Regions from separate parts of the Homo sapiens genome. Here all the other regions are linked to region 4. The links are chromatin contacts, found by Hi-C or POLR2A ChIA-PET in ENCODE. All regions are on one chromosome and are shown on one strand. Each heading gives the region's core, a stretch centred on a gene start or an enhancer-like site at or near the end of the contact. The rest is flanking DNA. Distances are from core to core; before and after follow the strand shown. Region 1 holds the start of DESI2 (desumoylating isopeptidase 2). Region 2 holds the start of COX20 (cytochrome c oxidase assembly factor COX20). Region 3 holds the start of EFCAB2-AS1 (EFCAB2 antisense RNA 1). Region 4 holds the start of OPN3 (opsin 3).

Region 1 (3,148 bases), core at 630-3,129, 3.0 Mb after region 4:
CCATTAGCAAGTTCCACAGACTTTACTCCAAAATATTTAAACTCTAATTATTTCGGTCTCCACCACTATCAGCCACAACGAAGCCACTTGCTGGCATGCACTTCTGGAACAGCATCCAATTGGTGGACTTGATTAACTTTTGCCACATAACCACCCCCAAAACTTTGTGACTTAAAACATTATTTCTCACATTCTGTGGGTTGGCTGGTCAGTTCGTCCGATCCATGTGGTTGTGGCCAGGGAAGGATAGTCCGGGAGAGCTTCACATGTTCGCAGTTGGTTGGTTGTCAGCTGGATGTGGGCCGTGACTTGACCACGTGTCCCTCATCATCCATCAGGCTAGCCCACACTCATTCCTAAAATGGTGGTCACAGGACTCCCAAGTTCAGCAAGAGGGCAAGCCCCAACTCACAAGTGTTTTTTAAGCCTCTGCTTGCACGATGTTAATGTCCCACGTCCACAGCAAGTCACAGTCCAGTGCAGTCAGTGGGGGTAGACACCACCAAAGAGTATAATTTGGGAGACTGGAAATAATTTGTGGCTATTTTCACAATCTGCCACACTCATCTCCCTATTTCCACCTCCTTTGCCTCTCTGAAATCCATTTTCCACACAGCAACCCAAGTAATCATTTTTAAACACACGCACACTCATTTCACTCCCTGGTCCAAACTTATGGCTTCGTTTAAAATACAACCCCTGTTATGAATTTTAAAATCCTTCCGGGATCTGGCCTCTGCCTACCTGCCCAGCTCATCTAGTACCGTCGACTCCTTGCCTACTGTGTCCCAGCAAGAGTGATCTTTTGTTTCCTTGAATACAGAAAACTCCTTCATGCTTCAGATCTTTGCATTTGTTCCCTTTGACTGAAATACTCCTCCCCCTCATATCTGCGGGGCTGGCTTTGTCATTCACATTTCAGCTTAAAACTCATTACAGCGATCTTCCCCGTGCAGCCAATTTAAGAATGACTTCACCTTACTTAAATTTTCTGCAAAGCACATACCAGTGATATTTTGTATGTCCCTGTTCCTGTTTATCACGGCATTCCCGAGGGCCTACAACACTGCCTGGCACATAGGAAGCACATAACAAACATTTGTTGAATTAATGCAGAGCTGCATACTACGTCCCAGGATTGTGCTAAGCTACGGTTACTGTACCCTTCCCATCTCAGCAGGATAGTTTCACAAAATGTAAATTCCACATTGAGGATTAATTGGATGCACGTTACACCTCATCCCACACCAGTAACTCGTCTTCCTCTATTTCCCCACCACTCCCCTTGCCAAATAAAAGGTGAGGAAGCATTTGGAAAACTTAGGGTCATCACTCTGGTCTTTTGCCACATTTCGCTGGCTTCATCGAGCTCAACGCAACATGAACTACTAACAGCAGCAGCACCTGAGATGAGAGGGTGAATGAAGGTAGGAGATTTCACCGCCCGCGGGCGGCAAGGGATCTGCCGCAGCTCTAAAGCACTGCATGCTGGGAGTTGTAGTCTCCCGGGGAGGCCTGGTCTGGTAGGACCGGGGCCCCCGCGGCATGCAGGGAGTTGTAGTCGAAGGGCTGTTGAGACTCCGCCTCTGCACTTATAGTAGCAAGGGGGAATCCTCACTGCATGCTGGGAACTGTAGTCTTCCTGGGTCCCCGTTCCTCCAGGACGCGGAGGCGCCGGAGTTGCCGCCATTTTAGGTCCCGAGGTGCGCCGGCCGAGAACCAGAGCGCAGGCGGGCTCAGTCCTGGCGCCGGGCCGGCCCCGCCCCCGGGGCGCCTGGCGCCCGCCCCTTGCTCAAGCCCCGCCTTTCCCCACGTGTCTGCCGCCTAGGGGAGGTGCCTCATCCGGAGCGGGCCGCCAACGGTCCGGCCCCGTCCGCACAGACGCTCCTGTCGGCGGCGCCCGGGAGCGGCTCGGCTGCCCGATGCTTCCGCCCCGGCTGCCGCGGGCCGGGCTGTACGCTTAGTGCCCGGCTCAGGCCCCCTGAAGCGCCCGCGGGGGTGAGAGCGGCCTCCGGCCCCGCGGAGACGGAGCGGCTTGAGGACGAGGCGGCGGCCGCGGGGAGGAGGATGGGGGCTAACCAGTTAGTGGTGCTCAACGTGTACGACATGGTGAGTGCGGCCCCTGGCGGCCCCGAGCCCTGGCCCAGGCCGGCTTCCTCTCGCCCGTGGGGCTCGGACCCCGGCCCCAGGCGCTTCCTGCCTGGCGTCTCCGCCTCCAGCCTAGTTCTCGGGGGAAGCCGGGGGTGAAGGAGGGAGTATTGTTATTTTTTAATCCTCGCACTCGTCGACGCTCCGGTGAACCCAGTCAGCCCGAGGGTTTTGGCCAAAGCTCGGGTGGGCTTGAACCTCTCCCATCCGCTCAGCTTGGACCCGACCCCGGCTCTGGGCCCGACCCCTTGGCCGACGTGCAGTGTCCTTTCGGCAAAGCTTCCGTTGCGTTTCCAACCCCACTTGCCGGCCCCCGGGGCTGCCCCGGGACCCCCGTCCCGACCGCCTGCGCTCCCAGCTCCTCTGCTTCTGCCGAACTGTCCGTCTCTCTCCATGGCTACGTCTTCAGAAACTCCCAAGCCCCTCTAAGTCCAGAAGGTCACAGCTTTCGGGTGCCTGTGCTAGAATCTCTTCAAAGGTGAACAGGAGCCAACACACCCTTTCCTTGTGTGTTAAAGGCAACCTCGTTAAAATATGAATGAGGCTAACATTTCTCAAGAAAATAGCCCAGCTGAATTATTTAGAGATCCTGGTGGTGCTCCTTTCCTACACTCTGAAGACCACTTTCCAGGTGATGCAACAGGTGACGTGACCACGGGAGAGGGAAGGGAAGAAGTTGTTTATTGTATCATCTAACTTTGGAGTATGGCAAGCACGCAGAATCGAGTCCAAGAACTGGTTTGCCTGATTTTTGCAGTGAAATGCCCCCAGAAAAAAGCACCCGGTAGAGAATTGTCGTTGCAGTTAGATGCATGTTTGGGTGTGTTTGCTTGCTTTGTTCTGTAGAATGGGTTTTTGTTCTGTAGACTGGATTAGTACCTCTGACTGCAGTGCTTAAAATTCCTTGTAAGTTGACTGACAAATGAAAAATTGCCCGTCGTTATTTTTGTTGGCTTAAAGATGCAGGAGAGCAGAAATACTACAGGCCAAGAGTCTTATA
Region 2 (3,391 bases), core at 410-2,909, 3.2 Mb after region 4:
GGAGTTTCGCTCTTTCTCCCAGGCTGGAGTACAGTGGCACGATCTCGGCTCCCTGCAACCTCCGCCTTCCGTTTTCAAGCTATTCTCCTTCCTCAGGCTGCCGAGTAGCTGGGATTACAGGCGCCCCCCACCACGCCAGGCTAATTTTTGTATTTTTAGTAGAGGCGAGGTTTCACCAAGTTGACCAGGCTGGTCCCGAACTCCTGACCTCGTGATCCGCCCGCCTCAGCCCCCAAAGTGTTGGGATTACAGGCGTGAGCCTCCGCGCCCGGCACAGTATGTAGTTTCTAACTACAATTTCAAAAACAAAAACAAAAAAACCCCCCCCGCCCCCGCAAAAAAAAACCTCAAAAAAAAAAATGTGACACATAAATACACAACCTTAACTGTGTATTTTACTGGGATTGTAGAAAGGTATCAAATGGGCATGCAAGTAAGGTCCTTACGGAGTAAGAAAACGCCCAATGAACAGTACTTAATATGAATTCGACATCGTTAACACTGAGCGCTTGCTGTGTGCCAGCGCGCAGCATAATTCGAAGCAGCATGACTTTGCACAATGACATATTCTACAAGTCCAGTTTCCTAAGGAGTGCCCTTAGGTTACATATAACCTAAACGTGAAATGTAGAAGTACATAAAGGAGGCATAAAGTTAAAGGGGAAAAATTATAAATACTAGAAAAAATTGCATTGTATTATTTTGATGGCTGAAAAATGGGCTCGACCCTGCATGCACGCGTTCTCCATTGAGCTCGACAATATGCAGTATTTTGTTTCACGTTATGTCGCAGTCTTAGGGAGGAGTGAAACGTGGAACACGACTTCACATCAAAAATGCACGTTGCAGAGGCATTTTTCCTTCGGGGACGCCGGAAGACTTCGCCACACGCGCGCCCTCTCCGCGGACACCAACGTGCTGACGCATGTTCATTAGCGAGCTGCTCCCTCCATTTTGTCCCCAGTCTCCTTTAGGCGAACTGCGCGGTTCTATGTTAAAGCCACTTAGTAATGAAACTATAAAAGGGAGGAAGTGGGGTGGGCGTGGGAGCCCCGTTTGCGCAAGGCAGGCGCGGGGGACTAAATGGCTGCTGGTGCAGAGTGGGGCTGCCCCGGCACCAAGGGCTCGTCCCGTGGCCGGAAGGACAAAGGACACTTAGGGGACGAGGGCCGCCGAGCCAGCGCGGAGCGCCTTCCGGGTCGGTGGGCTGGGGCGGGCTGGGGGCTGGGGCCGGGCCGACCCCCGCGGTGGGGCCCACCCCGCAGGACAAAGCAGCGGCCCCGCCCCTCGGCGCGCGCCCGAGGCTCGTGCGTGTGAGCACGCGCGCCGGAGACGGTTAGAAATGGCGGTTGGGGCGGAGCAGGGGGCTGGCGCGGGAAGCGGGGCTGTCTGGCTCGGTTACGCCCCCACCTCGCCAGGAATCTAGGAGTCGGTTTGTTTTCCGAACCCATCTCCTTCCGCTCTCCCGCCCCTGCAGGCTGTGTGCCGAGCTTGGAAGAAAGTGTGACCCGTTCGACGGAACAAAGGACATGACAGCCCGGCCCCGTGCGGCCACTGCGGAGCGTTAGGAACATTCCCTAAAATGGCGGCCGGCGCGTCGGAACAGGGCGGGAGGCGGCGGCGCGTGGGGGCGGGACGGGGAGGGGCGCGGCCAGCCGGGCTTCTGCTTCCGCGACCCCGGCGGTGCAGGGCGGGTGGAGTCGCGGAGTAGTCCTCATGGCCGCCCCGCCGGAGCCCGGTGAGCCCGAGGAGAGGAAGGTAACCTGGGGGTCGGCGGGGCGCGCGCCGCGGGTGGGCGGTGGGTAAGGACGTTCTCCGCGGAGCTCCTAGGCCCGGAGCACGTGTCACTGGCTTCTCTGCCACCCATGGGCTTGAAACTATTTTAACTGTTCCTAGTCCTTATCCCAAGCCTCCAACATTTTAATCTAAGTGGCCGGGACAAAATTGACCAAAACTAGGGGGAGGAGGGGACCAGTAGTACTAATGACTTACTACAGGTCATTATGAAATAAGCTAACAATACTGAATCTTTGGCGAGAAAATTTTGCTGCTAAGGGCACTGCACTGTAATTTGTTAGTAAAGGCTAATAGTAGAGATTAAAGCTCCGTTGAGGACAGGTGCCTTGTCTTTAACACGTTGTATTCATCACATTTAACATAGGAGTAATTGCTGAGGGATGACTTGATTGTACTACGATGAGATGAAGGGTTAAGATTTCTTCCCCATCACCAGTAGCCTCCCTAGCTGGTGTCCCTGTCTCCATACTCTCCTGAATCCACCTTCCACTATTGTCCGCTGGCCCTTTCCAGCCTGTAAACTGGACAGTTTTCATTCCTCTGCCTAACATCCAGTCGTAGCAGCCCATCCTATCTCTTTAAGGATAAAACCCAAATTCTTGGTATAGTAAAGCTAAACCAAGCGCTCTCCCTGGAAGGGCTCCTGTGTTTCACCAAAGCTGACTTACGTACTTTCCCCATCTTCCCAGGCATCTTGTACGTCGTTACATTTATCATATTGGAAGGTAATAAATGATCTTGTTTTCCTCTTTTCCTGGGCTCCTTATTAAGAGCAGGGAACCTAATTTATATCCTCAGGGCAGAACAGGTATTCAGAAAAGAATAATGCAAGAGGAAAAAAGTTTAATATAAACTAGGGAGATCGTAACATTGGCTAATCACGAGCAAATATTTATAGAAGACCCACTGTGTGCTAAATGGCTCCTAATATATACTTAAGATATTCTCCCAGCTTGGAAATTCTGCTCACTTCTTGCTCTTGCTTGCTTCTCTGGTGGGCTTCCATCCAAATTTGGCCATGACATCAGATCATATGGTTAATATTAACAAATATTGTATAAATTGTTTTCATACTTAATATCCAACAGGTTGTCAGTTTACGTACTACTGGTGCCTTATCTGTTTTTACTGTCCCATACACTGCCCATCTGGAATAAGCTTAGTGTTTAAAAAAAAAAAAAGATCTTTGCATACACACAGTAAATCCTAGATTCAGTTTTGTGATAAACACTGGAATCCTGAATGGGACTTTTGGTAGGAGATAACTGCTGTTTTTAAAGGTCATAAAGGTGGTTTAATCCATTGGAAATTAAAAAAAAAAAACTTAAAAGAGGATCAACATTGACCTATTTAACTGGCCCATCAGTAAGTAGCAAAACAATACTGTAGTTGTTGAAATGAAGATAGTTATAAGCCTCAAACCGAGCACAGTCAGAGGTGGGAGGCCAAAAAAACAAAAATTGCTCATGAAACAGTAGTACCTATCAGAGCCCATCAAAAAGCTAATTAAATTAATAGAAGCTATGATGAATTAACAGCCCAAGGTGCTGTCAGAAAGGAAGCCTGCGGTTATTTTTTTTAAAAGAATTTGTCA
Region 3 (3,639 bases), core at 244-2,743, 3.3 Mb after region 4:
TATTCAAAGCTCTTTATAAAAAGAGCTTTACTATGTTCCAGTATAGTAAACTTATCCAGAAAATAAGACAAAAATTTAACTTCATGCTATAGCTGCAAAGTTTTCGGAAAGCGGGATTTAAAACTTCCATTGTAACTTTAACTAGCGGTCATGTCAAATTTCACAACTAAGAACATTTTAACGCATGTAATACTGAGCACAACATGGGCACGTTTTTGTTGCTATGAGAACCTTCTATTTTGTATTAGACATTGCAGCCTTGACGACGCAATGTTTGTGCTATTTTGCGCATGTTTTCCTGCAGCTATTCCTCTCCTCTAGCAATAGTCGAATGGCTCTGGTTTCCTCTTGCGCCCGGCCCAGTTTTTCCGTTTTAGCTTCGGTTGTCATAGGCTGTGCTGTCGCTTTCTCTGGGAAAGGACGGTGAAGACTGGACGGGAGAAACCGGGAGGGCAGGCGCGGCCGTTCTGCAGCAGCCGGGCCGCTTCCCGGCGGGAGGCGGGCTGCGAATGGGAAGCGGGAGGAGGAGGCCGGGCCGCGGGCTGGTTCTATCACCCCCTTGGGAGCCCAGCTCTTCACCTAGCTCTCCGGCGCTTTTCAAAATCTGCAGTTAACAACAAAAATCGAGCAACGCCACGTCGCACAAACAGGACAGGAGGGGGCGAGGGGTGTGTGCGCGCGCGTGCTGTCCCCAAATGGATGAGAAATAAGGGAAAGGAGGGGTTGGGGACCGTGTGATGAAGCAACATGCTAGGCCCGGGACAAGTCCGGCTCCGGCCTCGGGTCTGGAGGGACAAGGCCGGGGGCCGGGTGGCAGACGGGGCCTCTGGTCTTCCCCCAGCGCGAGGGTCGTGGCGCGAAACGGGGACAGGGCGCGCGCTCGGAGCCTCCTCCCCGCCCCGCCCCGCCCAAGGGTCTTCCTCCCCCGGGATTCAGAGCGGCCCCTCCTCCAGGCCAGGCTCGCCGCGGGGCGCTGAGCAGGCCGGGACACCGCGGCCGAGGTTATCGTTAGGCATCTCCCAGGCGACCGGCTCCGCAGCAAGATGGCGGACGAGAAGGACAGGGAAGGTAAGGTAGGGGAGCCGGGGAGCCGCTGCCCTCGCCGCCCGCCGCGACCCCGGGCTGCACGGGGAAGCGCCGGGTGGGGTGGGCCCTCGTCCATCTGGAGTTCCCACCCGCAGGGAAAGGGCGGCCTGAGGAGGGGGCCACCCGGCAGCAGCAGTCGCCCTGCCCCCGTCCCCGTAGCCCGCCCGGCCCGCCGCTCCGCCCCGCCCCGCCCCGCCTCTCTCCCCCGCCCCGCCCCGCCTCTCTCCCCTCTTCCCTCCCTCTTCTCTCTCCCCTCCTCCCGCCTTCTTCTTTCTCCTCCCGCCCTCTTCACCCTCTTCCCCTCCTCCCGCCCCGTCCTCCTTCCCCCTCCCTCGGAGGCCGGGCCTTGCATCCTGCGCGGGCTGCGCCGGAGGCGCCGGCAGGGGGTGCTGATAATGGCGTCGTTGTTCACGGTCGCGGGGAAGCCGCCGCCGCCTCCACACTCTCGCCTGGGGTCTCGGTGCCGCAGGCGCCACGCCCGTAGCTGTCCAGGCTGTGGGCCCCGGGGGGTGGCCTGGGTGAGGAGGAGTTCTGGCCGCCTGAATCTGACGGGATCCTCTGTTTGCGCCGAAACCCCGCGCTGGCGCAGCCTGATGGCGTTCGCGGCCACCATTTTGCCTCCTTAATGAGGACGCAGGAGGACGGTCTGGAGGTCACAGCCGCTGCCTCCGAGCTTCCCGGTCCTCCGAAATGCCTGCCCCGCCGCCGGCTAGCGCCGCGCAATTGGCCTAGTGTCTTGTCTTAAAAAAAAAAAAAGACACACACCCAAACAGCAATTTTAATAACGACGAAAAACCAAAACCTGGTTGAGATCTTGGAACCGCTGTGCGCCGGCCGGGCCTCTCCCAGGGGACCACCCAGCCCCGCGCGGTGGCCGCCTGCAGAGGCGGGACTGCGCTTCGAGGCTTAAGGTCGCCAGTTCGGAGGCATCGATGTGTTGTCTGTGCGGAGAAGCCAAAAAGTGATTACGTTTATTTGCAAGACCGTTCATGTTGTTTTCAGTTCATGGTATGATTAAAACCCGATCCTTTGTTACCATGCCCTTAGGTACTAAAAAATAATTGTGTTTGATAGTTGGCAGTCACCCAAAAATATCCAAAAAGCCATGAAACAGTAAAGGTAAACAAGTAGGAAGTGAAAATAATATTCGTCCTTTGTTTTCTTTCTGGAGTGCTCAAAACACCCTCTCAAACCATTTTTCTCAGCATAGAACCAAGTGTGGTCAGGTTAACAGCTAATATTTACAAGGGAAGAAACGAACCCTGAGATATTTAGTCACTTGTTCCGGTGATCACAGAAAATCGGCGAAGAAACACATGAAACTGCCAACGATCTCTCTATTGATAACAAGGATACCGTGATTTTTATGTAATATTAATCTGAGAAGCCAGGATTATTTTGTAGGTATTAGCTTTACGAAGATGCCCTTACATACAAAGAAAAGGATAATTTTAAAACTTTCCCAGAAAAATGGATGGCTTATTTTTGTTCTTTACCAAAAAAAAAAAAAAAAAAGCCATTAGGAGATAAACTAGCAAGGTAATTATGGATATTTATTTTCTTAAAAAAGACTTGGTTAGGTCAGCATGAGAAAAAACGCACTGGAGTATGGTACAAATACAGTATTTCTCGTTTTTTAAAAACTGAGAGCTTTCCTGATTTTTCAGCTTTTGAACAATTTTTTTCCATTTAAAGTAAATTCAGAGAAACAATTTTGTCGATAACTCATAGAAGTAATGACTGTTAAAAGCTGGATGCCATTCATTCAGAATACATATATTCAATGCCATTATGTAGATAAGGCATTCTACTTAGAACTTTGAAAGATACGAAAATGAAAGACATTGTCTTTGCTTCCAAGGAAGGTGAGATGAGTAAGGGAGATGAGAAATTTACAAATGGGAGGAAATAGTTAACTGGGCTGAGTAGTCTGGGTGCCAACCACTGTGCTAGGTGTGTATCCTTGTAGTCCGTGGACAGCAGCCTGGACATCACTGGCTGCCACCGACCTAATAATGAATCAGTCTTCATTTTAACATGTTTGTAGGTGATTTGTATGTACATTAACTTTCGAGAAGGCCGGGCGCGGTGGCTCACGCCTGCAATCCCAGCACTTTGGGAGGCTGAGGCGGGCGGATCACGAGGTCAAGAGATCGAGACCATCCTGGCCAACATGGTGAACCCCGTCTCTACTAAAAATACAAAAATTAGCTGGGCGTGGTGGCACGCCCTGTAGTCCCAGCTACTCAGGAGGCTGAGACAGGAGAATTGCTTGAACCGGGGAGGCGGAGGCTGCAGTGAGCCAAGATCACACCACTGCACTCCAGCCTGGCGACAGAGTAAGACTCCGTCTCAAAAAAAAAAAAAAACAAAAACAAAAAACAAAGTTCGAGAAGCACTCATGTGCTGTATCTCATTTATTGTTAACAGTTTTATGGATTAACTAATTGCAGTTTGTGAAGGGTATTATGAAATAAAGGCATTTTGTTAGAGGATAAACTAAGTAGAGACTCATTTTGGTGGTAAGATCTTTTTATGGAAATAGTCTATTAC
Region 4 (3,385 bases), core at 574-3,073:
CCGAAGAAACTGCCTGATAGGTATTTTACAATTAATATAAGGAGTGTAATCCCATAGTCGTCCATACCACAGCCTACATACACTTGCAGTCCCCTCCCTAAATTTCAAATGTTTGTTCAAATGAAATTATCAGATTAAAGCTTATGAGGGGCGGGGAGGAAAATATTATAACCTCTGAAGCAATCAAATAAAATCTATTTTCTTATTTCCTTCAAAACGCCAAAAAATGAATCATTACAAATATAATATTTGGGTTTGTCATAGCATAGAGGTTACTGAATAAGAAAATATTTTTGATAATTCTACAAAGATTTTTGTTCTCCCAAACCTACCAAGATTAAAGCAATAAAGTATCAATGGATTTCAGGATTTAAAAAAGGAACTTTAAGCCTTGAGAAATACACATTTCTATTTCAAATCTCCCTACAAATGAAATTCCTGAGGCACACAAAAAAATAATTTCCTTTCTACGCTTCCTTCAATGATTTGCTGAGTTGTTGATCATCCTTCAAAACATCATGTCTCAGTGAAACTTAAATCTTCCATAATAAGAGTACTGTCGAAATACATCTTCAACAATGAAGTTCTACTTTAATGAAATCTACCGATTGCAGAGCTAATTACAGTATTTGTTCACCTGAGATGGTATTGGCTGAGCCATTTGTAATCTCACCCAAGATTCTGGTGTGCTGGAACCCATCTATAAGACGGAAAATAGTAAAAACAGCTTACAGGGCACATGCCAATTTGCATTCTGAGGACCTGAATGAAACTGTCTCATTCCCTAGAAAGCATTCAAAGGTTTACAAGTACTAATGAGAATTTTTTTTTACACATTGTTATTTTGGTTTTCTACTCTCATTTTAGGAAACAAATAGTAGTACATGAATCTAATCTCATCACTCCCTCCAACTTTCACGAGTTAATCACTTTTTTTCTTGAATCTCTTGACTCTACAGGCCCTCGTCTCTTTCCTCAAAGTGTAAAAAGCCGTGGTTTCGTGCCTTGTTGAGTGATCTTAGGAGGTAAAAACAAATAAGAAAGGAGGCGGGCCGGGGTTTGGGGTCAACGTGGGGGGCAGATGAGAGACCACAGGAATGGAGTCCTGGACAGCGTGGGGCGGGAGGGGACGGAGGAAGAGGAAGGCACCCGCCATGCGGCTGGGGTCGGGCAGCGTTGAGGAGGCGAGCGGGGAGCGGGGCGGTGTAGGGCGGGGGGCGCGGGGCCGAGCGGGAAGCGGTGCGGGGCGGGCTGGGGGGCGGACGCACGGAGCGGGCAGCGGGGTGGGGAGTGGAAGTTTGCAGAGGGGAGGCTGCCTTCTCCCAGTCCAACTCACCGAAGAGGCTGCCGCTAAACCCGTCCCACACGCAGCCCACGGTGTCCCACACCCAGCCGTTCCTCAGGCAGGACACGAAGGTAAAGGTGACCCCGAAGAGGGACACCAGCAGGTCGCTGAGGCTGATGTTGACCAGGAGGAGGTGAGTGGGAGTGCGGAGCCGCTGGAACTTGTAGTAGAGGACGAGCACCAGCAGGTTGTTGCCGACGCCCAGCAGCCCAATGGAGCCCAGCAGCAGCGCCAGGCGCTCGTAGGTGCCGGGGCTGAAGAGGGGCGCGGGGCTCAGTGTCCCCGCCGGCGCCGGCCCCTCAGCGCCCGCGGCCCCGCCGCCGTCCCAGTAGCCGTGGCCGCCGCTGCGGTTCCCCGAGTACATGGCCCGGCGCCGGCGCGCCTGGCGGGCGGAGGCGCTCAGCTTGCGGCGGGGCTCGCGGCGCGCTCCGCACTGGGTGGGGTTGGGGCTCCGCCGCCTGCTCTAGCCATTGTGCACTGAGGGGCCCGCGCTACCGCGCGCCGGGCCCGCCCTCTTCCCGCCCCTTCCGCCCGGCGCACCCCCCGTGGCCCCGCCCCTCCCCGCGGCCTGTCCTCGTCGCTCCGCTGCTCCCGGCGCGTCCTCTTAGCCCCGCCCCCCCGCGGGCGCGTCCTCGCGGCTAGCTCGCCCCGCCCCCACTGGCTGGGCACCTTCCGCTGGTCGGCGTGGACGCGCGTCGCGGGATAGCCTGGGGGCCAGGGCCGCAGGGTAGCCTCGATGGCTCTTCACACCCCCACCTCCCTGCACCCACCTTGAAAGCTTCGTGTCCACTCACCCATTCATGCACTCACTTATACATTCATTTATTCCTAAGTATTTATGAGCGCCTGCGCCCACCACGTGCTGGCAAGAATTGGGTTTCTCCCCTTCCTGGGAAGCTGTAATAACCCACAACCAGCCTACGAAGCCCATCCCGCGTCATACACTCAATGTAAACAAAAGCAAAGAAAACATTGAAGAGCTCGGGGTAGTCTTACCGGAAAACTGAGAAGAAAAACAACAAATTGATAGACAGGTGCCTGCCTAACTACCTGACTGCTAGAGGACACATGTCCCAGGGCTGATACAAGAGCCTGCCACCCTTGGAGAGTCTGGGATGAAAACTCTCTGAAAATGGCATTCCAATGGAACTGACTTTAAGCCCTGGGCTGGACCCCAAGGCCTTCCAATACCGTCCTTCCTGTGCTTGAAAGCGTGGGTAGATCTTTCCGGTCACTGAGGCCTGCTAAAGTCCTTCACAGGCAGTGAAAGATTCAACCTAAATCTAGCAGGTATAGGAGGCAGGTGCTATATTTAGAACAGCACACATTTCCCATTGGGCCTCTTCTCCTGTAGTGATGAGAATATAGTACAAGTCAAATATAGGTTGTGAACGTCATCACACTCTGCAAGAGCTGCTTCTGCCTTTGTGGTTGCACAATCCCTAAGGAGGCCCTACAAGAAGATCACAGTCCCCAGCCACACCTGCAGCCTGTCCTGGACACTGGTGACGAACACAGGGTTTGTGCAAGCTAAAGAAACTGCTCTCCATACGGGCGTGCCTCACCTCTGTTTGAAAGATCAGTAGGGAATGACTAGCTTGGATCAATCCACATTCTGAATTCCCTGGAGAGAGGATCTAATAGGCTGGCAGCAGCTCTCCACCCTGGTGCACTGAGCAATAGCTAAGGGGCAGTGTGCTCTGCCTTTGACACCTTGATTTTCCTTCAAGGCTTCTGCTCTGGACTCGCCATCTGTGAGACTTCCTACCCACCCACCCCTTAAAAAACACACACACACTTTTAATTGTTAATTTTAGATTTGTACAACCACTGAACAAAACATAACTATTTAACAAGTTCTATATGTTTAATGTCGAAAGTGTTTTCTGTGTCTAGTCTACAGTAAGTTCTCAATAAATAGTAATTTGAATGAATGAATAAAGAACTCGCTATATTTTTTCCTATTCATTCTTCATTGCTGAGTCATTGCCCTTATAAAGCTCACATTCCAGTCGTGTTGGGAGAACAAACAAAAATTAG

Evidence for each region. Hi-C counts contacts between places; a loop is a spot of excess contacts on that map. ChIA-PET counts read pairs that join two places held with the same protein, here RNA polymerase II (POLR2A). Pooled maps may share reads with other maps.
Region 1: a map of CD4-positive, alpha-beta T cell shows a loop between it and region 4 (9-fold over the local background). The contact joins the promoter of DESI2 here to the promoter of OPN3 in region 4. A Hi-C loop is called at or near these places in 6 of 168 maps with a recorded cell type or tissue (CD4-positive, alpha-beta T cell, CD4-positive, alpha-beta memory T cell, CD8-positive, alpha-beta T cell and 2 more), 2 of 37 single-sample maps with no recorded cell type and 17 of 50 pooled maps.
Region 2: a map of naive thymus-derived CD4-positive, alpha-beta T cell shows a loop between it and region 4 (9-fold over the local background). The contact joins the promoter of COX20 here to the promoter of OPN3 in region 4. A Hi-C loop is called at or near these places in 3 of 168 maps with a recorded cell type or tissue (CD4-positive, alpha-beta memory T cell and naive thymus-derived CD4-positive, alpha-beta T cell), 1 of 37 single-sample maps with no recorded cell type and 14 of 50 pooled maps. POLR2A ChIA-PET finds 5 or more read pairs at or near these places in 1 of 52 experiments (GM10248).
Region 3: a loop to region 4 is called in a map of naive thymus-derived CD4-positive, alpha-beta T cell, with 26 times the contacts of the local background. The contact joins the promoter of EFCAB2-AS1 here to the promoter of OPN3 in region 4. A Hi-C loop is called at or near these places in 1 of 168 maps with a recorded cell type or tissue (naive thymus-derived CD4-positive, alpha-beta T cell) and 10 of 50 pooled maps. POLR2A ChIA-PET finds 5 or more read pairs at or near these places in 1 of 52 experiments (T-cell).

Annotation. Positions count from the first base shown.
Region 1 is chr1:244,651,247-244,654,394 of GRCh38, forward strand. It overlaps DESI2 (desumoylating isopeptidase 2), which reads left to right and starts at 1,880. Exons shown (of 5, transcript NM_016076.5): 1 at 1,880-2,109. The coding sequence starts at 2,068. RefSeq lists enhancers at 551-1,124, 1,384-1,543 and a silencer at 1,624-2,393.
Region 2 is chr1:244,833,999-244,837,389 of GRCh38, forward strand. It overlaps COX20 (cytochrome c oxidase assembly factor COX20), which reads left to right and starts at 1,660. Exons shown (of 4, transcript NM_198076.6): 1 at 1,660-1,758. The coding sequence starts at 1,717. RefSeq lists enhancers at 1-330, 834-893, 1,434-1,553 and silencers at 1,054-1,393, 1,634-1,683, 1,724-2,013.
Region 3 is chr1:244,969,376-244,973,014 of GRCh38, forward strand. EFCAB2-AS1 (EFCAB2 antisense RNA 1) reads right to left here and starts at 1,494. Exons shown (of 2, transcript NR_111907.1): 1 at 1,437-1,494; 2 at 1-604. DRC8 (dynein regulatory complex subunit 8) reads left to right here and starts at 307. Exons shown (of 8, transcript NM_032328.4): 1 at 307-668; 2 at 954-1,068. The coding sequence starts at 1,044. It overlaps LOC124900416, which reads right to left and starts at 1,195. Exons shown (of 4, transcript XM_054328428.1): 1 at 951-1,195; 2 at 880-949; 3 at 1-877. The coding sequence starts at 1,162. The coding sequence ends at 611. RefSeq lists silencers at 370-509, 780-959, 970-1,329, 1,340-1,429 and an enhancer at 1,600-1,969.
Region 4 is chr1:241,638,546-241,641,930 of GRCh38, forward strand. It overlaps OPN3 (opsin 3), which reads right to left and starts at 1,824. Exons shown (of 4, transcript NM_014322.3): 1 at 1,337-1,824. The coding sequence starts at 1,709. It overlaps CHML (CHM like Rab escort protein), which reads right to left and starts at 1,824. Exons shown (of 2, transcript NM_001381853.1): 1 at 1,337-1,824. RefSeq lists enhancers at 951-1,521, 1,522-2,091 and silencers at 1,194-1,243, 1,574-2,153.